2 separate regions of the Homo sapiens genome follow, and region 2 is linked to region 1. A link is a loop called in an ENCODE intact Hi-C map of the cell type or tissue named here. Cell type or tissue: endothelial cell of umbilical vein. All regions are shown on one strand. Links, peaks and the distances in the headings refer to the core of each region. The heading gives the core; the rest is flanking DNA.

The links. Peaks named below come from ENCODE experiments on the same cell type or tissue, not always from the same donor. Only the 100,000 strongest peaks of a DNase experiment are listed, where the experiment ranks them.
Region 2: it touches region 1 in a loop (12-fold over the local background); 20 of 110 quality-filtered maps call a loop at or near these places.

Annotation. Positions count from the first base shown.
Region 1 is chr2:57,511,910-57,523,969 of GRCh38, reverse strand. No RefSeq gene overlaps it. Among named protein-coding and RNA genes, the nearest start is that of VRK2, 530 kb to the left of the region's middle. In endothelial cell of umbilical vein, for the core only: a CTCF peak has its summit at 7,035 (motif pointing right); a DNase peak (open chromatin) is centred at 7,019; H3K27me3 peaks cover 140 bases.
Region 2 is chr2:56,127,641-56,139,700 of GRCh38, reverse strand. All of the region lies in intron 5 of LOC105374690 (a long non-coding RNA gene), which reads right to left. Among named protein-coding and RNA genes, the nearest start is that of LINC01813, 43 kb to the right of the region's middle. In endothelial cell of umbilical vein, for the core only: CTCF peaks have their summits at 7,321 (motif pointing right) and 9,072 (motif pointing left); DNase peaks (open chromatin) are centred at 5,620, 7,350 and 9,060; H3K27ac peaks cover 931 bases.

The DNA.
Region 1 (12,060 bases), core at 2,457-10,456:
TCTCGCATGGTTTGGAGTTGAATGCCTGCAGCTTTTCCAGGTGCGGTATGAAAGATTCCAGTTGAATCTACGATTCTGGGGTCTGGAGGATGTTGGCCCTCCTCCTACAGTTCCACTAGGTAGTGCCCTAGTGGGGATTCTTTGTAGGGCCTCCAACCCTACACTTCTTCTTTATACTGCCCTAATAGAGGTTGTCTGTATGGGTCCCATCCCTGCAGCAGTCTTCTGCCTTGGCACCCAGGATTTCTCATACATCCTCTGAAATCTAGGCAAAGGGTGCTGAGCCTTCTTCACTTTTACACTCTATGTGCCTACAGGCTTTACACTCCATAAAAGCTTCCAAGATTTATGGCTTGCATCCTCCAGAATGGTGGCCCAAGCTGTTCCTTGGGCCCTTTGAGCTGAGGCTGGAGCCCACGTGGACACAATTTGAGAGGCAGCCTCCTGGAATGGTACAGGGCAGTGTTTCCCTGGGCCTGGGCCAGGAAACCATTCAGTCCTTCTAAAAGGCCTCAGGGCCTGTGATGCAAGAAGCTGGCTCAGAGACCTCTGAAATGCTTTCAAGCCCTTTTTCCTATTTTCTTTGCACTTGGTTCTTTTTTAATTATGCAAATCTCACTAGCAAGTGGTTTCTCCACAGCCTGCTTGAATCCTTCTCCAGAAAATGGGATTTTCTTTCCTACCACATAGCCAGGCTACAAATTTTTCAAACTTTTACCCTCTGCTTTTCTCTTTAAATATAACTTCCAAATTTAAGTAATTTCTTTGTCCCCACATCTGAGTGTAAGTTGTTAGAAGCAGCCAGGCCATGTCGTGAATGCTTTGGTGCTTAGAAATTTCTTCCACCAGATAACCTACACAAGTTCAAATTTCCAGATTCCTAAGGCATAAACATATCATACCCAAGTTCTTTGCTAAGGCATAAGAAGAGTGACCTTTGCTCCAGTCTCAAATAAGTTCTACATTTCTAACTGAGGCCTCATCAGCCTGAACTTCACTATTCATCTTGATAGACAAGCATCTGATCACAACCATTTAATCAGTCTATAAGAAACTCCACACTTTGCCTCATCTTCATGTTTCCTTCTGAGCCCCCTAAATTCTTCCAACCTTTGACCATTACCCAGTTACGAAGCTGCTTCCACTTTTTCAGATATATTTATAACAACACTCTACTCTTTGTACCAATTTTCTGTGTTAGGTTGTTATTATACTGCTATAAATAAATACCTGAGGCTGAGTAAATTTATAAGAAAAAGGAATATAATTGGTTCTGCAGCCTGTATGGGAAGCATGGCACTGGCATCTGCTTGGCTTCTGGAGAGGCCCCAGGAAGATTTTACTAATGGTGGAAGGTGAAACAGGAGCAGACACATCATATAGTTAAAGCAGGAACAAGAGAGATGGGAGAGGGCTTTTTGAACAACCAGATCTTCTGAGAACTCACTATTATGGCAACAACACCAAGCCATGCAGAATCTGTCCCCATGAGCCAAACAACTCCTATAAGGCCACACCTCCAACATTGGTGATTACATTTCAACATGAGATTTGGCTGGGGACAACTATCCAAACTACATTAATTATCCTGATACAAAAACCTGACAAAGGCACAACAAAAAAGAGAAAACTATAGGTAAATATCTCTGATGAATGTTGATGCAAAAATCTTCAACAAAATACAAATACACTGAATTCAACAACACATTAAAAAGATCATTCATCACGAACAAGCAGGATTTATCTTATGCATGCAAGGATGGTTTGACATATGCAAATAAATCATGTGATACATTATATCAATAGAATGAATGACAATACCATATAATCATTACAATTGATGCTGAAAAGCATTCAATAACATGCATCATCTTCTTGTGAGTAAAAAAGATCATACCAACCACAGTTGGTATCATACTGAATGGGGAAAAAGTAAAAGTCTTTCCTCTGAGATTTGGGATAAGACAGAATGCCCACTTTCACCACTGTCATTCAACATAGCACTGGAAGACATAGCTAGAGCAATTAAACAAAGAAAGAAATAAACAGCATTCAAATTGAAACAGAGGAAGTGAAATTATCCTCGTGTGTAGACATTATGATCTTATATTTAGAAAAATCTAAAGACTACACCAAAAATCTATTAGAACTGATAAATTCAGTAAAGTTGTAGGATACAAAATCAACACACAAAAATCAGTATCATTTCTATATGGCAATAGCAAACAATCTGAAAAATAAATCAAGAAAGTAATCCCATTTATGAATGAATAGCTACAAATAAAACAAAATAAATGCCTAGGAATAAAGTTAAAAATAAGTGAATGATCTCTTCAATGAAAACTATAAAACAATGTTGCAAAAAATTGAAGAGGACACCAAAAAAATGGAAAAAATATTTTATGTTTATGAATTAGAAGAATCAGTATTGTTAAAATGTCCATACTATCCAACACGATCTACAGATTCAATGCAGTTTCTATCAAAATACTGATATCATACTTCACGGAAATAGAATAAAACATTTTTAAATATGTATGGGAACACAAAAGACCCAGTATAGCCAAAGTCATCCTGAGGAAAAAGAACAAAACTAGAAAACTCACATTTCCTGATTTCAAATTACACAACAGTGTTATAGTAACCTACAGATTGCTAACGGCAAAGAAAACACAACAAAACAACAACAACAAAAGAAAAACAGTCACATGGACCAATAGGTAAGAACAGAGAACCCAAAAATAAATCCATAAATATACCATGAATTCATTTTTGACAATGGTGTCAAGAACATGCATTTGGAAAGGACAGTTTATTTAATACCTGATACTGAGAAAACTGGATATTTATATGGGAAGAATGAAACTATGTCTCTATCTCTTGCTATATTCAAAATTCAAATCACAATGGATTAAAGACTTAAATCTAAGACCTAAAACTATGAAACTACTAAAAGAAAACATTGAGGAAACTAGCCAGGACATTGGTCTGGGCAAATATTGCTTGAGTAATATCTCAAAACCACAGGCAACCAAAGCAAAAATGAACAAATGGGAGTTTGTCACATTGTGTTATAAAGCTTCTGCACAGCAACAGAAGCAATCAAAAGAGTGAAGAGGCAATCTACAGAATGAGAGGAAATATTTGCAAATTAACCATCTGATAAGGATTAATAACTAGAATATATAAGAAGCTCAAACAAATCAATTTAAAAAATCTAATAATTCAATTAAAAAATGGGCAAAAGATCTGAATAGACATTTCTCAAGACACACAAATGGCAAACAGGTGTGTGAAAACTAGGCACCATTATTTATCAGAGAAATGCAAATCAAAACTACAAGGAGAGATCATCTCACCCCAGTTAAAATGGCCTTTGACCAAAAGACAAATAACAAAAAATGCTGATGAGGAGGTGGAGAAAAAGGAACCCTGATATACTGTTGTTAGTGGGAATGTAAATTAGTACAACCACTGTGGAGAACTACCATATGATCCAGCAATCCCACTGCTAGGTATAAATTTAAAAGAAAGGAAATCAGTATATTGAAGAAATATCTGCACCCCCATGTTTATTGCAGAACTATTCACAGTAGCCAAGATTTGAAATCAACCTAAGTGTTTCTCAACAGATGAATGAATAAAGATATGGCACATATACAGAGTGAAATAGTATTCAGCTTTAAGAAAGCATGAAATCCTGTCATTTGCAACAACGTGGATGGAACTGGAGGACATTATATTAAGTGAAATAAGCCAGGAACAGAAAGACGAATTTCACAGGTTCTCACTTATAGATGCGAACTAACAATGAAAACAATTGAACTCATGAATAGCTAGAGTAGAATGATTGTTAACAGAGGCCAGCAAGGAAGGGTAGCAGGGAAGAGGAGAAAATATGGAGACAGTTAATGAGTGCAAAAACATTCTTAGATAGCATAAGATCTACTATTTGATAGCAGAACAGAACGAGGTGACTACAGTCAAAATTTTTTTTTGTATATGTTAAAATAACGAAGAGTGGAACTGAAATGTTCCTAACACAAAGAAATGACAAATGATGGTTAAACACTTGATAATGATAAATGATACCTCAATTACCCTGATGTGGTTATCGCATATTTTATGACTATATCAAAACATCACATGCATCCCAGAATATATATACCTACTATGTACTCATAAAATTAAAAATTAAAAAAATTAGAATATCCATCAAAGTATTAGGCAATATAACACTTTTGCCTCCAAAAATATTAATTTATTGATATTTGGTAATTTGCCTTATACCTCTTTTATAATATATTATTATTATGGTATAGATACTGTACTGCTCAATAAATATGAATAAATTTAAAACCCCCGTTTAACCCAAAGAAACAACTTTTAAAAACAGCACTCTTTAATACTTAGGAATACATTAGGCACCTGAAAAATTATGCCTGTACAAAGTGTGTGTTACTATGAATCCGGTCAAAGAGCAAGAAATACAGCTTAATGGATATAGCAGTGATTTCAGTGTCAGCCATTACTAGTGATATTTCCTATATATCATTGACTTTAAAGCAATTACAGAATTAAAATCTTCTGCAAAAACAAAAGTGCTTCTCCAAAAGGGTAACATTGCCTATTTGTCTATTTGACTATTTCTTTCCTTCTCTCCTTCCTTCCTTCCTTCCTTCCTTCCTTCCTTCCTTCCTTCCTTCCTTCTCTCTCTCTCTCTCTGTTTCTTTCTTTCTTTTGACAGGGTCTCTCACACTGTCACTCAGGCTTCAGTGCAGTGGTACCATCATAGCTCACTGCAAAGTCTAACTACTGGGCTCATGCAACCCTCCCACTTCAGCCTCCTAATAGCTAGAACTACAGGTGCACTCCACTGTGCCCAGCTAATTTTTTTATTTTTATTTTTGTAGAGACACTGTGTCACTTTGTTGGCCAGGCTCATCTCTATCTCTTGACTTCAAGTGATCCTCCTGCCTTGGCCTCTCAAAGTGCTAGGATTACAGGTGTGAGCCACCCTGCCCAGCCTACATTGCCTATTTTCTACCAGCTAGATCAATCTGATACTCTGGTCCACAGACATAATATAAATACAAATATCTATGTCTATTTGTAGCGAACTTTCTGAATTCTAGAAATTTCCTCTTCCTTACTTTCATAAAAAAAAATGTGGTCTTTTCTCTTTAGGATTCTATAATAGCAATTTCAAACATTTACCAAAAGCTTATTTTACTCAGGTCATCTTTTGACCTCACTCCAGAAAAGATAACCAGTCCAGTTACTCTTATGAATCTATCATTACTATTATAATACTTTTAACTTGTACAGTGCTTTGACGTTTTCAAAATGCTTTCATATATTTCAGTTTATTTATTCCATAATGGTTTATAGAGAGTTTAAAATGATTATTTTTTTCAGAATTACAGATGAGGAAATAAAAACTTAGCTAAATTAAATTAATTTTCCAAGAACAAACAGTTCAGGGAGATATTACATTTGGATAAAATCTGAGTCTTCTAATTCCAATTCTAGTGCTCTTTTCAGTAGATCCTGTTTATAAAACATAGCATTAAGCATATCAAGTCAAAATAAAATACTTTATAAAATCTAAATTTGCCTAATTAGAACTAAACAAATATACAAAAAAACAACTTCTATTTTAAAAGTCTAGGTTTATAGTATATGTATTTGCTACATATCCTGATAAATGGAGAATAAGCTATGTTTCTAATCTGCACTATTATTATCTCAGAGGTACTAGCCTTATGACCTTAGGTGGGTTAGACATTCCTTTTATCACAGATGCTTCTTCTAGTTCTATTACTGAGGATAATAATTTCTTAGAGTAGAGTTTGCCAAATAGTAGACACTCCATAATTGAGGGTGATGGCAGTTGTTACAACTATAATTCCCACTACTCTTATTCCATCTAAATCTGGGTGGTCTTTTAATGCAGGGAGCCAGCATTGTGCCATTTATTTCTTTGCCCTGGAATGTCAATAGGGCAGGGTGAAGGGTTAGTTGGAAGATGGCCCATTTACCAGGTTTCATTGACTCTCTTATCCAGGATACTTTTGTTGGCTTAGCTTATTTACTTAAATATTTAAATATTTTCTTTACTTTGCTATAAAATTAGAGTGATGTTAATATACAATGATGATAATTTAATAATTTGTAAATAATCTGTAGACTGCAAAGTGTCAAACATATTACAGTAACCCCTGCCTTCATCCATGGTGGATGTGTTCCAAGGCCTCCAGCAGATGCCTATAAGTGTGGATAGTACTGAACCCAATATATACTGTTTTTTTTCTTTTACATACACATCTATGATACAGTTTATACATTAGGCACAGTAAGAGATTAACAACAAGAACTAATAATAACATAGAATAATTATAACACTATACCATAATAAAAGTTATATGCATGTGGTCTCTCTCAAAATATCTTACTGTACTGTAACTAAAACTGCTAAAAGAAAAACTCTGGAAAAAGGGGGCCTATTATCTTGTTCCATATAGTAGGTTTAATTAATCATAATATGAGCTAAATAGTCACTATTCCTTTAAGGGTTCACGTCATTACTTTAATTCATAATCAATATATGTGTTAGACAAATACATTGGGAATCAAATGGAAAACAAATATAGGACAAATATTTACGATTGACAAACACTTTATATCGATATGGGAAGCAAATGTTAAAAGTAATCTGTTTCTATAATACACACAGGATACGTTTCTGCTAACCAGCCTCAGAATCTATAATTGTTTAACCTCCCACAAGGGTAAACTGATAACATTTCCTTTTATTCTGCACTGTATTTGGCTTTCAAATTAATAGTCACATTCTGTCTAGAATGTTACTGGCAGATAAACAGATGTCTGAAAGTGGCTGAGGACATTTCAGTTCCTATAAAATCCTCTTGATTTTCTGTGTCGATAGAATTCGACTTTACTTGCAGTTGCAGTTGAATTTTGACACAAAGGTACCCATGGTATTAATACCTTATAACCACTAGATGTCACTATTCTCAAAGCAATAAATTAGAATTGTGCTATGATGTAATCTAAAGAATACAACATTTGCAGTTTGCATGTCTCTCTCTCTCTCTCTCTGTCTCTCTCATTCTTTTCTCCTTTAAATTTGTGAATTTGGTTTAAAGATAAAATTAGATTCCTAAAAACCGTTCTGAAAGTAAAGCAGGTTGATATGCCCAAATATACACTTTATTCGTTGATACTGATTACTATCAAACTGAAATTTTCTGTATTGTAAGAAAAAATGATAAGAAAATACAGAATTAGGGCAAAAGAAATGGGGTTTTCCCAGGGGTTTTTAGCCTCTCCTAAATACCCATAATCCATTTGCAAAGAGAAGGACTGAGAGACAAAGGAAGTTGTGTTAGCATGAAAGAAAAACGTCATGTCACTTTTCTTTGTTTAGTAATTTAGAGAAAATGCATCCCCTGTATTTGTATAAATAACACAATTCACAGATATGATTCTACTCTGTGAGAGACCCAATTAATAGAACCAGTCAACATTACATGAGAACTCATAAAATGCTACCCTGAAGAAGTGGCAAAGAACTGTCTGTAGCAATTCCTTGGCTAGAAAAAATAACATTTTTCAATTACAATTTTCAAGGAAAAAAAGCTTGGAAAAGCATTATATATTTAAAATGGTTAATATATAATGAAAGGTATACTTTGTGTAATATTTATAATCCTATTTCTAATTTCTAATTCTCTATATTTTTCGAAGAACAAGTATACTTTCTTGTTTAAAAATAGATAAAATGCACAATATGCCATTAATACCACACACATCCTCCGTCCTTTCTCTGAATATCGATAGCTGATAACTCCAAATGCTGCATAATGGGGCTCTGGATCTGAGGAACTTACCATCCATTAACCTGTTAAGAAAATGAACGACCTATAATATCAGAAAAAAACATGAAACATGTTTTACTCACCTCACTTTTCTCTAGACTGTGCCTGTTTCTACTTTTACACCTAGGAGATATCTGGCAAACTGTATTCTATTAACCTGAAAGAGAAGCCCCTGGCAACAAACTTAGATGATTTATCAAAGACCCTACTTTTCAGTAAGAAAGAGAAACAGACATGAAGTAATATTAACAAAAAGCAATAAAGGATTCAGAGACATCATCTAGGTAATTAATAGAGCCACTGAATGGAGCTTACCAAGTATGGCAATGGCTGTAGCTTATTGAATAATTGAAGGTAGTAATTTTCTTCGAGTATATTAACAAAACAAATGTCTTTGAATAGCTATTCATTCATTCGTTGACTCATTTTTTCATTCAACAAATATTTACTGAGTGACTTACTAGTCCAGGTACTATTCTATCTACCTGATCAACAGCAGTTAATGAAAGAAAACAAAAATCTGTGCCCTCCGGGCATGTATGTTGCAGTAGAGAAAATGACAGGAAATAGTATAATTGTCTTGTTGTTCATTTTTTAATGAAATCTAAATTGTTATGATACTTTTAAGAAATGCACCTGATAATACCCAAATATTTATTCTTTAACCATCTTCAAATTCTGTAACTAGCATTTCTGTAAAACTTGCAACATACTAATATGAAATTATAACATATTTAATAGGTTTTTGTACTAAATAGCATTTTCCTATCCAACAGCAGTTATTTTCCATTTTGCTCAAGAGCTATACTATCACCAAAAAAGAGTATGTATATATTCAAAGGAGGATATATACATATCACACACATGATAGAAAAGCAAAACTATTTTATCTCTTCATGATTTTGTCATTGGTAAATTATCTAGAAACCTTTCTCTGTATCAATATATTTTGATATATACAGGGATGATTTCATATTGTTAGTGTGTTTTCAAAGTAGGCATATCATTTTTTCTCTTCTAAAGGATGTTATTAATATGCTAACATCAAAAGGATGTATGTTTTGTCCACTGAAATTGAGGGTTTGCTCTAATTAACAAATTTAGTGGCCTTTTCTCAGTTTTCTCCCCCTTGACATTTTATTATGGTGTTAGTGATGAATGCATTGTATCTTTATTAGTAACATATATCTTTAAATGTACTTACAAAATCAAGGCATAGATATAAAAATTGAAGAAGAGTATTTCTTAGAGGAAAGCAAGTATCCATGTCAAAGGAAATTTTCGAATACATATAGTCTACATGGATTTAATCACCATTTCTTACATAGAGATTAATGCAAAACTCAGTAAAAAGGATGATAATTCTGAGTCAATTTATAATTTTTCATTTATTAGTTTTTTTCTTTGTTGTTGTTGTTGTTGGTTTTTTTTTTTAGATGGAGTCTCTCTCTGTTGCCCAGGCTGGAGCACAGTCATGCGATCTCAGCTCACTACAATCTCTGCCTCCCAGGTTCAAGCAATTATTCTGCCTCAGCCTCCTCTAAGTAGCTGAGAATACAGGCTTGCGCCACCATGCCTGGCTAATTTTTGTATTTTTAGTAGAGACGGGGTTTGACTGTATTGGCCAGGCTGGTCGCGAACTCCTGACCTCGTGATCCACTCACCTCGGCCTCTCAAAGTGCTGGGATTACAAGCGTGAGCCACCGTGCCTGGCCCGTTTATTAGTTTTTAATCTTATATATTTGCTGCTGCCTTATTTGGTAAATAATATTTAACATTTTAGTTTCGAAATCCTTAGAAATAGCTAGGTTAATTTCTTTTGCTTTTCCTTTTTTCGTCATCTTTTTCTCCTCATATTCCAATAAACAATCACTTTTTCCAGAAGGCAGGTGAAGTTTATAGTCACTTCTCTGCTGCTGCTGAGATGGTGCCCATCCTTCTGATTTTTTGCCATTGGGATCTACATCCATAGCCACTTTCTTCTTTCCTTTTATTGCCTCTTCATTTCTTTTATTTGATAAACACTGGATTTCCTGGATTGAGCTTCTGTGTCTCTGTGTCTTAAACCCCGTCTTTCTTTTTTTTTTTTTGTCTATATTTTGGAATAGTTTCTCAACTTGAACTTATAAATTCCTAATGCTGTATTCCACTATAGCCATTTAATATTAAAATCAGTACTTTATCTTTTATAAATTAAAATTTTGATTTCTATATACTTTTTCCTGTTTTATGACTATTTCACATCATCTCTTCGATTTATGGGTGGACTCTTCTTTAATATATCTAGGAGAATATTAACTAGAGCTTCTTTTTACATGTTCTTCTACTGCCCACATTACCAAGTCCAGTAATTGTTTTCTTTCTTATTATGGCCTATTTTGCCTTTCCTCAAATGTTGGCAATTTTTTGTTTGGTTATTTGCGTTTATCGAGGAATGGCTGGCTGACTAGGTAGCTGGTGAGGGTTTTCTTTGCATTGGATAGGTTTCTTGACTATAGCTCCTCACCTATGAATATGAGGGCTAAGTGAGGTTTCTGGTAAATTCATATTTTTGTCATCAAGCAGGCTTTCCTCTAAGGTGAGGGGAAGGGATCTCTACATATGTTGTGTTTTTGGGTTTAGCAAATAAAAATGCAAGATGCCTAGTTAAGTGTGAATTTCAGATAAATAATAAATAATATTTTAGAATGAGTGTGTCCCATGTAATATTTTGGGAATATTTTAATTATTTTTGTATATCTGAAGTTCATACATCCTGGTTTTTTTGTTTTTGTATTTTATCTAGTAAACCTGTTATCAGGTCAATGTTTATGGAAGCTCAGCTATATCTTAGATTCTGCCTTTTGTCTTTCTACATTCCAGTTATCCATTTCATTTTACAGAGCTTCTTAGATAAATTGACCACAGTGATTAGTGAATGGGGTTGGGGACACCAGCCATATATGTATGCAATCTTATTCACCTAATTTACAACCCCTGAATGCTCTTCTGCTTTGAGCCACTCATGGGCACTTTTGCTCATAGTTACACTGTGAAGAACGGCACTCCCGTGATGCAGTTGTAATCTGTGCTTTGCTTAAGTTATCAATGAATCTGCATTCTATCTCCAGAAATTTTTCAAAACATCCGAACTGAAAATGGCATAGTTTTATATTTTTAGCACTGTTGTGCATCTATTTGTTTTGTTTTATAGTCTTTACCATGGGATCTTGGAGGGGAAGAAAGACTACATGGATGACAGGAGCCGTTGTCTTCCAATGTGTATCCACACCTCTCATTCGGAATTAATCATTCATCCTATGCTCAGAAAAATAGAGACTATTTGATAAATTATGTTAAAGATTTCATAAATTCTGAACTGCATTTCTTCCAGCTGCTACTATATTTCTTTGCTGCAGTTTACACTAAAACTCTTCACAATAATTTACATTTTTTTTTGTCTCCAAACCTCTCTATTCTATTGAAAACTCACTTGAGTCAGGCTTTCATCACAACCATTCTATCTTAAAACTGAAGAATAAGAGAACCATTTTCACAGTTTGTAGACTATCTCACTTCTCAGTGATAATGTTAGGCATTATTCAAACCTGTTTTGGCTTCAAATATAGTGTTAATTCAATAGCTAGGTGTATGACAAAAATAGTGAATATGGATCCCTGCTTCACAATTTTTCTCAAATACATTCAAGATGGATTAACTACATTAAAAAGTTTCACCTAAAAAACTACTAGAAGAAAACATTGCTAAATATTTAAAAAGTTTCGGGGCAAAGAAAATTAAACATAATACGAAAGACATCATTCATTGAGGAAAATAGTGATAGATTTAACAAAAATAATTTAACAAATTATTTAACAAAAATAATACTTTTGTGAATTGAGAGAGTGTAAAAGTAAACAAATAAAAATGTTAGATAAATATTTGCAAGAATTATTGATAAAAAATATGACACTCAATATGTAAGTAATCTCTTAAGAATCAATGGAAAAAAGACCCAATACCAAAATGGGCACAGGACGTAATCAGACATGCTAGAAAGGATGATGTGCTAAAGGCTGGTGAAAAGATCATTCTAAAATGCTCAGTCTAATTATAATTGGAGAAATGTAAATTAAACAGCAACTTGCTGCATTTTGTTGCCTATTAGGAGTACAATCTT
Region 2 (12,060 bases), core at 1,822-9,821, 1.4 Mb after region 1:
GAAACTATTCCAATCAATAGAAAAAGAGGGAATCCTCCCTAACTCATTTTATGAGGCCAGCATCATCCTGATACCAAAGCCTGGCAGAGACACAACCAAAAAAGAGAATTTTAGACCAATATCCCTGATGAACATCGAAGCAAAAATCCTCAATAAAGTACTGGCAAACCGAATCCAGCAGCACATCAAAAACCTTATCCACCATGATCAAGTGGGCTTCATCCATGGGATGCAAGGCTGGTTCAACATACGCAAATCAATAAACGTAATCCAGCATATAAACAGAACCAATGACAAAAACCACATTATTATCTCAATAGATGCAGAAAAGGCCTTTGACAAAATTCAACAACCCTTCATGCTAAAAACTCTCAATAAATTAGGTATTGATGGGACGTATCTCAAAATAATAAGAGCTATTTATGACAAACCCACAGCCAATATCATACTGAATGAGCAAAAACTGGAAGCATTCCCTTTGAAAACCGGCACAAGACAGGGATGCCCTCTCTCACCACTCCTATTCAACATAGTGTTGGAACTTCTGGCCAGGGCAATCAGGCAGGAGAAGGAAATAAAGGGTATTCAATTAGGAAAAGAGGAAGTCAAATTGCCCTGTTTACAGATGACATGACTGTATATCTAGAAAACCCCATCGTCTCAGCCCAAAATCTCCTTAAGCTGATAAGCAACTTCAGCAAAGCCTCAGGATACAAAATCAATGTGCAAAAATCACGAGCATTCTTATACACCCATAACAGACAAACAGAGATCCAAATCATGAGTGAACACCCATTCACAATTGCTTCAAAGAGAATAAAATACCTAGGAATCCAACTTACAAGGGATGCAAAGGACCTCTTCAAGGAGAACTACAAACCACTGCTCCAGGAAATAAAAGAGGCTACCAACAAATGAAAGAACATTCCATGCTCATGGGTAGGAAGAATCAATATTGTGAAAATGGCCATACTGCCCAAGGTAATTTATAGATTCAATGCCATCCCCATCAAGCTGCCAATGACTTTCTTCACAGAATTGGAAAAAACTACCTTAAAGTTCATATGGAACCAAAAAAGAGCCTGCATTGCCAAGTCAATCCTAAGCCAAAAGAACAAAGCTGGAGGCATCAAGCTACCTGACTTCAAACTATACTACAAAGCTACAGTAACCAAAGCAGCATGGTACTGGTACCAAAACAGAGATATAGACCAATGGAACAGAATAGAGCCCTCAGAAATAATGCCACATATCTACAACTATCTGATCTTTGACAAACCTGACAAAAAGAAGAAATGGGGAAAGGATTCCCTATTTAATAAATGGTGCTGGGAAAACTGGCTAGCCATATGTAGAAAGCTGAAACTGGTTCCCTTCCTTACACCTTATACAGAAATTAATTCAAGATGGATTAAATGTCCAACCTAAAACCATAGAAACCCTAGAAAAAAACCTAGGCAATACCATTTCAGGACATAGGCATGGGCAAGGACTTCATGTCTAAAACACCAAAAGCAATGGCAACAAAAGCCAAAATTGACAAATGGGATCTAATTAAGCTAAAGAGCTTCTGCACAGCAAAAGAAACTACCATCAGAGTGAACACGCAACCTACAGAATGGGAGAAAATTTCTGCAATCTACTCATCTGACAAAGGGCTAATATCCAGAATCTACAAAGAACTCAAACAAATTTACAAGAAAAAAACAAACAACCCCATCAAAAAGTGGGTGAAGGATATGAACAGACACTTCTCAAAAGAAGACATTTATGCAGCCAAAAGACACATGAAAAAATGCTTATCATCACTGGCCATCAGAGAAATGCAAATCAAAATCGCAATGAAATACCATCTCACACCAGTTAGAATGGTGATCATTAAAAAGTCAGGAAACAACAGGTGCTGGAGAGGATGTGGAGAAATAAGAACACTTTTACATTGTTGGTGGGACTGTAAACTAGTTCAACCATTGTGGAAGTCAGTGTGGCCATTCCTCAGGGATCTAGAACTAGAAATACCATTTGACCCAGCCATCCCATTACTGGGCATATACCCGAAAGATTATAAATCATGCTGCTATAAAGATACACGCACACGTATGTTTATTGCAGCACTATTCACAATAGCAAAGACTTGGAACCAAGCCAAATGTCCAACAATGATAGACTGGATTAAGAAAATGTGGCACATATACACCATGGAATACTATGCAGCCATAAAAAATGATGAGTTCATGTCCTTTGTAGGGACATGGATGAAGCTGGAAACCATCATTCTCAGCAAACTATCGCAAGGACAAAAAACCAAACACCACATGTTCTCACTCATAGGTGGGAATTGAACAATGAGAACACATGGACACAGGAAGGGGAACATCACACACCAGGGCCTGTTGTAGGGGGGTGGGGGAGGGATAGCATTAGGAGATATACCTAATGTTAAATGACGAATTAATGGGTGCAGCACACCAACATGGCACATGTATACATATGTAACAAACCTGCACGTTGTGCACATGTACCCTAAAACTTATAATAATAAAAGAAAAAGAAATCTCATAGAAAGTAAAACAAAATGACAAAAAGGTGGGAAATAAGACAGCAAAAAATCAAGAAAATTGGAGGATTGATGGTCAAACATCAGGACAGCAAGGGTTCCAGGGAAGGAGGGGGTGGTGTGGAAAATGAGATCAGAGAACATGCAGGGAAACTATTATAAAAGAAATTATGCAAAAAATTTCTCAGAACTTAGAAAGAAGAATGTGTTTCTAAAATAGAAAGGACCTACCAGATGTCCTGCAAAATGCCCATCATTGTGAAATTTCATAACACTCACTGGGCTTCTGGAAAACAGTTCCTTCAAGGTTCTGAGGGAAATTCTGTTGAACACAGAATTCTATACTTAGCAAAATCATTAGTCAAGTGTGAGGGTAGAATATAGACAAGAAACAGGAAGTCATGTAATCCAAGAAGCCAGGGATAAAACACAGAAGTGAACCAAATTCCCAGGATGACGGTGAGGGGAGCCTCTGGGTAACAGCCAGGCTTCAGGGCCAGAGAAGGGTCAGAAATGATTGCAAGCAAGGTAGGAGGATTCCAAAAGGTTCATCTCAAAGGTGGCGGGCGGGGGCATTGGCGTTGGGGAGTGCAAGAGATTACTTGAACTTATAGAGGGGTGTTTTCAGCCTTCAGGAGTTTACAGATGGGCTATTCAAATAAACAGAAACAGTTCATAGCTCTAGGAAAAAACAAAGAACACTATAGGAAAAGGAGAGTAAATTTAAAAGTATGTAATTATAATTGTCGGGTCCTTCCAAGGAAACTGGTAAATCATTTTCTTATTTCTCACCCAAGTTTTAAACAAATTGGCAAATAAATCAGAAAATTTAGATGAAGGACAAAACCTCACCCTTATTTCCCTCTAGTGATAAAGGCTTCACTAGCTTCCACTATGTGAGATTAGAGTGAGAAGATGGCTGTCTGTTAGGAAGTGGACCCTCACCAGAACTCCAAATCTGCCAGTGCCTTGATCTTGGACTTCCCAACCTCTAGACCTGTGAGAAATAAATTTCTGTTGTCTATTAAAAAGAAAAAGGCCTATTTGGCTAATGTAGTTTAGGTATGAGAACCAAATGAGCCTTGAATCTCAGAATTAGGCAGATTCCCACTGCTCCCCAAACTCCCTGCCCAAGCCAAGACAAGGCTGGACTTTCCCTGCCTAGATGGAGCAGCAAGGAACACTCTCCCCTTGCTATTAAATAGCTTCCAGAGAGCAGAAGGAAAAAGGGGTGATCCAAATTCACTAACCAGATTAAGCCACTCTTCCTTCCCTAAAGAGAAGCAAATGAATTAATGAGTAAAGGCGCAGAGAGATCACAGAAATGTTTAGCAGAAATCCCACCTCATGGAAGAAAATATCATGAGTTCCCTCCTGACATTAATGATGCAAATATGAAGCGTGATCTCACTAGAAATTATAATATAGTAATGTAAGATAGGGCAGAGAATGCAGGCATGTACGATAGGGGTGGCATAAGTGTTAAATCCTCATCCTCAGAGCAGAAATTCAATAGATAGTTAAAATGGAAAATCCAGAAATGACAGTAACATATATTATTTGGCAATATGTAGCGAAGGAAATAGCTAAAAACAGCTATCTATAAGACTTGAGAATGGCAGCCTTTGGGGAAAAGGAGTCTGAGGTGGGAAGATGCGAAGCAGGGACCTCCTGCCCATTTCATATTAAAACCTATTTGTAGTGCTGTTGTGTTGTTGGACTTTGAAAACTTTGGATTAGATTGGATCATATAAAATTGCCAATATTTGCTTATTTGTGGCCTAAAAAATGGCAATTTCATATGGTTCATATAGTTCAGCCTAAAATTTTTACAAAGTGACTTTAAAAAAATGTTTTTAATGAAAGGAAAAGGAGCCCAGCCCTTGGGATACCTTCTCTGCTTCCTTTCTCTTTAGTCTAGTTTGTGTGCCTCCCTGAGGCACATTATCTCTACTAACGAACCCATACCTATCTGATGTTTCCATAGCATTGCAATCATTAGTGATCGTGTCTTCCCTCCACTAGTTGAGATTATGTTGAGGGGAGGCCCTGTTTATTATGCCAGGGTGCCCACCACAGCAGCAGGCACATAGTAGGCCGTCAGGATTTTCTGAATGAGTAAATGATGGCACAGTTACGAACCCTCACTGGGTGCTTGGATTGGTTGCTTCCTTTCCCAGGTGTTTATTATACAATAACCTTTTAAGACTTAGGGCTATTACCCTATTATCTTAGGATTTCACCCAGCATCTACACCAAGCTCACTAACTTGCAATGTGCAGAATATGCCTTATTCTGTCTCGCTCTCGCTCTCTCTTTTAGGAAAAGTTTCAAAAGAGAAACACATTTTCCCATTCCTGGATTTGCAGCCCCTTGCCATGGCTCACAGTGCAAGTTCTCTCATAGGCTGGGGTGTTCTGTATCTGCACCAGGAGGACTGACCTCCCAAAGGAACTCTGGAGGCCCAGTAATTGAGCAGCTCTGCTCTCAAGCTCCAGATCAGATGGCCTGAGGATAAATTGTGTGCCGCCTTCCTTTCCCCTTATTACAGGGAACGTAAACAAATACTTTCATCTCTCTCTCTCTGAGGTTCCTAATACCTAAATAAGATAGTGCCTAAAACCATAGTTACTGTATAGATTAAATGAGATAATATATGTAAAATATTGAATGTAGGAAGCATTCTAATGTGTAGCTGTTACTAGCTGACATGGCTTTTTTTCAGTCTGAACTTCCATTCCCTTTTATTAACATTTGTTCTATGCTTTCAATTCGAAAATCATTCTTTGTTGCAAAAAATGAAGATGAACAGAAGTAAAGGAGCGCATTTATATTATTGGTCAGCATGCAAGAATCTCTCCAAAGAAGCAGGCCCGTTCCCTACCCCCTCTTGTGGGGATTACTCTAAAAATAATTTTCTGAGTTTTGTTGCCCCGAGCATTTCTTACAAGCTCATGGAAATGAGAGGCTATATAATACTGTTCTCATAAGCCTTCCTCTTATCACTGGCCAAGCACTCCTTCCTGTTTCTTTTCTAAGTATTCGCTGGAAATCAGAGTTCAACAGAGAAAAACATGTGTAGCCGCCCTGGCTTCCCTAAGCACCCATTTAATTACTGCTTGTGTTAGGCCGTTCTTGCTTTGCTATAAAGGAACACAGGAGACTGGGTAATTTATAAAGAAAAGAGGTTTCATTGGCTCACAATTCTGCAGACTGTACAGGAAGCATGGCAGATGCTTGGCTTCTGAGGAGGCCTCAGGGACCTTACACTTATGGTAGAAGGCAAAGGAGGAGCCGACATATCACATGGTGAGAGCAGGGGCAAGAGAGAGAGAGTGGAAGGTGCCACACACTTTTTATTTATTTTATTATTTATTTATTGAGACAGTATCCCTCTGTCACCCAGGCTCACACTTTTAAACAACTGGATCTCATACGAACTCACTCATCACCAAGGGGATGGCACTAAGCAATTCATGAGGGATACACCCCCATGATTCAAACTCCTCCCACCAGGTCCCACCTCCAACACTGGGATTACATTTCAACCTGAGGTTTGGCAGGGACACAGATCCAAACCGTATCACTCCTTATTGGGTGTATTTGCAGTTGTGGAGTCAGAGCACTGTGGTTTTGAGAGCTCCCCATCCTTCACGCACACTCTTCCCTCTAAGTGCCCACTTTGCTCTGAATGCTAGAACCCAGGTCTATGCCTCACCAGTCCCATCTTTCTTCCCTGATATTACTGCCTTGGGAAGCCATGATCAATTCTCATAATGTTCTTCCCACTCATCACCCTCTCTTGGTTAGAATTAGATCTAAGCCAGGCCTGGTGGCTCACGCCTGTAATCCCAGCACTTTTGGAGGCCGAGGCAGGCGGATCACGAGGTCAGGAGATCGAGATCACCCTGGCTAACAAGGTGAAACCCCGTCTCTACTAAAAAATACAAAAAATTAGCTAGGTGTGGTGACATGCACCTATAGTCCCAGCTACTTGGGAGGCTGAGGCTGGAGAATCGCTTGAATCTGGGAGGCGGAGGTTGCAGTGAGCCGAGATCGCGCCACTGCACTCCAGCCTGGGCAACAGTGGGAGACTCCATCTCAAAAAAAAAAAAAAGAATTAGATCTAAAGCAGCAGTTCTGCTGGTTACTTTCTAAATAAGCAGGTAAACAGCAAATAATCAGAGAAAATCCTATTGTCCTGAAGGCGTCTGTGGGAACTTACAGTACAAATGAATAAACATCACTTCCCATGCAAAGGAGCAACGCTAATTATGAGGCTTTCTAACAATCTGTCAAGTCAGCCAGAGAGGTGTTCTGTTTGGCCCTGGATAACTTCTTGGTGACCTTTATATCATTATGTTTTGCCAAATGGCTACTTCATCTAAGTGAGGACCATCTTGGTGAGGAGAGGATATAAATGTCCGCATTACCTAACTGGAGAGAGTTGATGAATCCCTTCTCCTCTCTGAGCCCGTTTCTCATCTGTAACATGAGGGTGTTGAACTGGTTGGTCTCAAAGATCTCAGCCATTTGAAAGTTTTCGGATTTTAAGTATAAACAGAGGGTTTCTTTTGATATCTAGTGTCTGTGCTAGTGTTAAAACAAAGTAGTATATCAAAGAAGCATATTTGAGTTCAAATAAAATTTTTCTAGTCTTATGCAAAATGTAAACTTCCCATCTTTTTTCATGTTTTCTTTTACATCATCTTCATCACATTCTTTTTTGCAGTGGGAACGCCTATCAATTCTGTTTTTTAATCTATGTTCTATTTCCCCAGTAGATGGCACCCCATTACAACTTTCAATTACTTTCTGACTACAAATTCAGTGCAACCAGCCCAGAAAATCAATGCAGACTGAAGAGAATGTGGGAGTATTTGTTCATCAAAAACAGATAAATAAGCAAAAATTTACACTGGGCACCTAACATATGCATCTATTTTTTTAAAATTTAAACCTCTAATTTAAAATTTAAATTAAAATTTAGAAAAATCTAAATTAAATTTAAACATTTTTCTAGTTTAAATTTTAGAAAAATTGATGCATATTTTTGATGCATGCCTAATATAAAGTTTAGAAAATTTAAATTTAAATTAGGTTCTAAAATAAGGTATAAGAAAGTAATTAGAATGTTTTTATACAAACATGTCAGACTACCATGTGTTAGCCTGAGTGCTACCCCTCAAAATGACAAATGTTTGAGATTATGGATGATCAAGTTGATTCATTTACATTGCTATTTTTAAAAACATTTAGAAAACCATTTTCTGGAAAAAACTCCCAGGATCAATTTCTGGCTTATATGACAAAACCTGTCTCGATGCCTCCTTTCTGACAATTCCTCCTCTGTAGCATCCAATTCCTTGATAATCCTTACATTCAAGAAAATTTTTCCCTTCTTGGAAAGGCTATTTTCAAACATTCTATACTTAATGAAGTTTGGCCATCTACTTTTAAGTATTTTGGACAGAATACAACTCAGTGACTTATAACCATAGTTTCAGCCCACGTGTTCTGTCTCTGCTGGCTTCCTTTGCCACGATGAGTAGAACATGCCCCGTGTTACAGGTAAATTAATTCTGGTACACTGGTAAGCAAAGAAACCAGTAACTGAGATGGGAAAGGACCCTAGCATTGGGAATTATGAGCCCTAACAAATTTTAATTTACCTTCTGAGAAAAGTAAGAAGGTGAGCAAATATCTTGCCAGTCTCTCATGAAGAACTAGCCCCTGCTTCAAGCCTGGCAGTGAGTTAGGAACTCCAGTCCTACTTATACAGGGTCCAGGATTGGGCTTGCTGCCCTTAGCCCAGGTGCAGCATTCCTGGGAAAGAAGTACCCACCTGAGATCCTTGGAGCAAGAAAGAATCACCCTCCAATCTCTACGTGAATGCATTCTTATTCCCCTACTGGAAGGAAAGCCCTGCCCTGAACTGTTTCTCAGGTGAATCCACCCTTGTTCTTTAAATATTACCGGCACACCCTCCATCTACAGTGCACTGAGGGAATGAACAAACATGCAGCACCCAGCCCAAACAGTAGTCCCCATCTCAAATCTAATTAACCTGTCCATGACTGCTCTCATCTCCTCACATGTTGAGTTCCATGACCTTTATACCCCCACTCTTGAAATCTACCTCAAGCCCTGCTTACTATGGTGACCTTCCTTCCCCACTGACGCTAGATTCCATACGCTTCTGAGTTTGGGTACCCTGGCTTCTCCAGATAAGAGACGGGCCTCCGCAGCCCCTATCCCCACCTTTCCTAGCTCTCTGATCTCTGCTGGGAGAAAGGATTAACACTTGGTTCTGATCCCCTCATTTCTCACAGCTGACATCTTGAATGGTAGAGAACTTCAATGAGTTTGGCATTATACTCTAAAGCCACTATTAACCCTGAAGATCAGTTGCATGATCTTCTAGACTTCCAGGTACATGAGCAATTTAATTTCCTAGTTGCTTAATCCAGTTTGAATTGGGTCTTCAACTCCCTCTGGTGGTAGAATCCTCACCCACAGGCCACCACACAAAGCTAGAGCTCTGAAGTTTGGCTAGTTTACAGGCACAGCTTAGTGGCTTCCCAAGCACGTAAGAATATATAAGAATGCATGTTTTAATTGTGGGGGACCTATGCCATCTGACTCCCAGGTTGGGTTTCCCTGGGGAAGTCCTCACTTACTCTGAAAGACTTTAATCTTAACCTCTAATATGTTTTCTCCACAGACTGAAAATCCTCTATCATGAGAATTTGCCGAATACAATGACAATGACAATTCAGTCAATAGCCTATATTTCTATAGTACTATTTAAGTTTTTCTTTTTCCTAATACTTATTGAATATTTACTATGTGCTTGTCCCTATTCTAAGCACCTTTCTTATATTACCTTAATACTTAAAACAACTCTATGAGGTTGATAATTATTATCCCCATTCTTTAGAAGAAAAGATTGTCATATGGCATCTCATATGCTCCAAGCCAGAGAGAACAACAGATATTCATCTCTCAGATTCATCTACACAAGTTTGTGAATCAAATGAGCCTGTTGGGCCCATAGAGAGGAATCAGGGTGACTTCAGCGGCCCAGACATGTTTGTTATTTTTTTCAGGAGATAAAGCACCCAAGAGGATTGTTAGACCTGTCAGAAAAATATAACCCAGAATCACACAGAAATCTCAAATCTGAACTTTTAGGAGTTTAATTGGTAACACATGGTTAAGAGCCAGCTTCCAAACACACTTAAGATTACAGAAGAGAAAGGATCTAGAGATGTACGTGACATCTGAGATAGGCCAACTGCGATCTTGCAGTAGGGTGACCCACTGTCCCAGTTTGCCTATGATTGAGGGGTTTCCCAGGCCATAGGACTTTCAGTGCTAATGATAGGAAGGTATTCAGCCTTAGCCTTGACCCCACACCTAATCCACTCCCCAGTTATTTATCTGGGCAACATTGGCCTCTCCTATAAGGAGTCAGGCCTGAGATTTAGGAGATCTAGAACTTGGTACTAACTGTTCAGCCCCATGAGCCTCAGTTTTTGCAGATTAAAATAGGAGTAATCCCTGCCCTTAACCACCTCCTAGATATTTGGACTCCTCAAAACATTTTCATAAACCCATGAGGAAGACTGCTGTGATCCTAAGAACCTCTTTCTATACAACATTGCCCTTGACTGTGTTTAAAAATAGGCCCCATGGTTTCAAATTTTAAATTTTAAATATTTAATTTAAAATGTTTTAAATTTAATTTTAAAATTTAAAATTTAAAAACAAGGCCGGGCATGGTGGCTCACACCTGCAATCCCTGCATTTTGGGAGGCTGAGGTGGGTGGATCACCTGAGGTCAGCAGTTCGAAACCAGCCTGGCCAAAATGATGAAACCCCGTATCTACTGAAAATACAAAAAGGTAGCCGGGCGTGGTGGCAGGCACCTGTAATCCCAGCTACTCAGGAGGCTGAGCCAGGATAATCGCTTGAACCCAAGAGGCAGAGGTTGCAGTGAGCCGAGATCACGCCACTGCACTCCAGCCTGGGCAACAAGAACGAAACTCTGTCTTAAAAGAAAAAAAAAAAAAAGCCAGGCATGGTAGCTCACGCCTGTAATCCCAGCACTTTGGGAGGCCAAGGTGGGCAGATCATCTGAGGTCAGAAATTTGAGACCAGCCTAAACAACATGGTGAAACTCTGTCTCTACTAAAAATTCAAAAATTAGCTGGGCGTGGTGGTGCACACCTGTGATCCCAGCTACTTGGGAGGCTGACGCACGAAAATTGCTTGAACCCGAGAGATGGAGGTTGCAGGGAGCTGAAATTGCACCACTGCCCTCCGGCCCAGGTAACTGAATGAGATTCCATCTCAAAAAAAAAAAAAAAAAAAAGACAAAAAGCAGACAATGCTAACACAGACAAGCAAAGCAATTAGAAAGATTTAGATAAATAGTTTGAGCTATTTAAAAAAAAAAAGAAGAAGAAGAAGTACTTTTTAAAACTGCTTCCCAGACTTCAGTTGTATTCACAACTCTAGTCTAGACCCAACCAGTGCTACAGCATTAAGAAACCACACACACACACACACAAAAAAAAACCCATCATTTGGTATTTTTTTAAATGATGATGATTGGTACTCCAAGAGACACAGGTAGCGGAGACATCACTGTGTAAGAAATTGCGAAAGAAGTCCAGGCAATTCCAGTTTTCTAGTATCAGTAAAAACAATCCTCGTCTCTTGCTCAGCATTTTCCCCAGAAGCATCTGAGTCAGCCCTTTGGTCCTCCAGAGGTCTGGCTTTGTTCTGGTGCTCACATTCTGAGGTTCAGAGATAGGTATCCCAATGGGAAGGGTCTGCATTCAAGCAATGAGACAAGCTTTCTAAATAAACACTCTTTATACCCTCTGATGCCTCTTTCATTTCCTCTGCCTCCCAAATTTTCTCTCTAGGATAAAATGCATTCAATCTTTTTAAATAAAGAACATCTGCTTAACCCTGCCCAAAAGAAACTTCCACTGCCCTATTTATTTTAATAGCCATGTGATCTACCAATGAACACGAACAGCAGAAATTAAACAGAGGAAATCTCTCCCCAGTCATGCTTTATCCATTAAGCATGTGTGAATCTGTGATGATCTCGGCTTTCCTTGTGCACAATGACTAATTGAGTTTGAGACAGTGGCTGTCACAAGCTGAAAAAGGCATGATTTATGCTATGGAAATTTTTAGTTTCTGACATCTTCAGCTTTATAGGGAATAAAAGAAGTCATTACTGTATCAGGATTGTGACAACAGGCAGTTTCTAACAATGGAATTACCCGCCTACAGCTAGCCAGTCTATTAATTGAAAGCATCGAGTTTCTATCTTTGCTTTCACCTGCTGCTCCTGGGCAGATGATCCTGCAGATTTTCCATTTGCATTTATTTCAGCTGCACCATTTATTACATTCCCGTTTATCCTTCCCTGAGATCTTATTGACGCTGCCACTGGGAACCATGGCAATAAGTGATAGCTT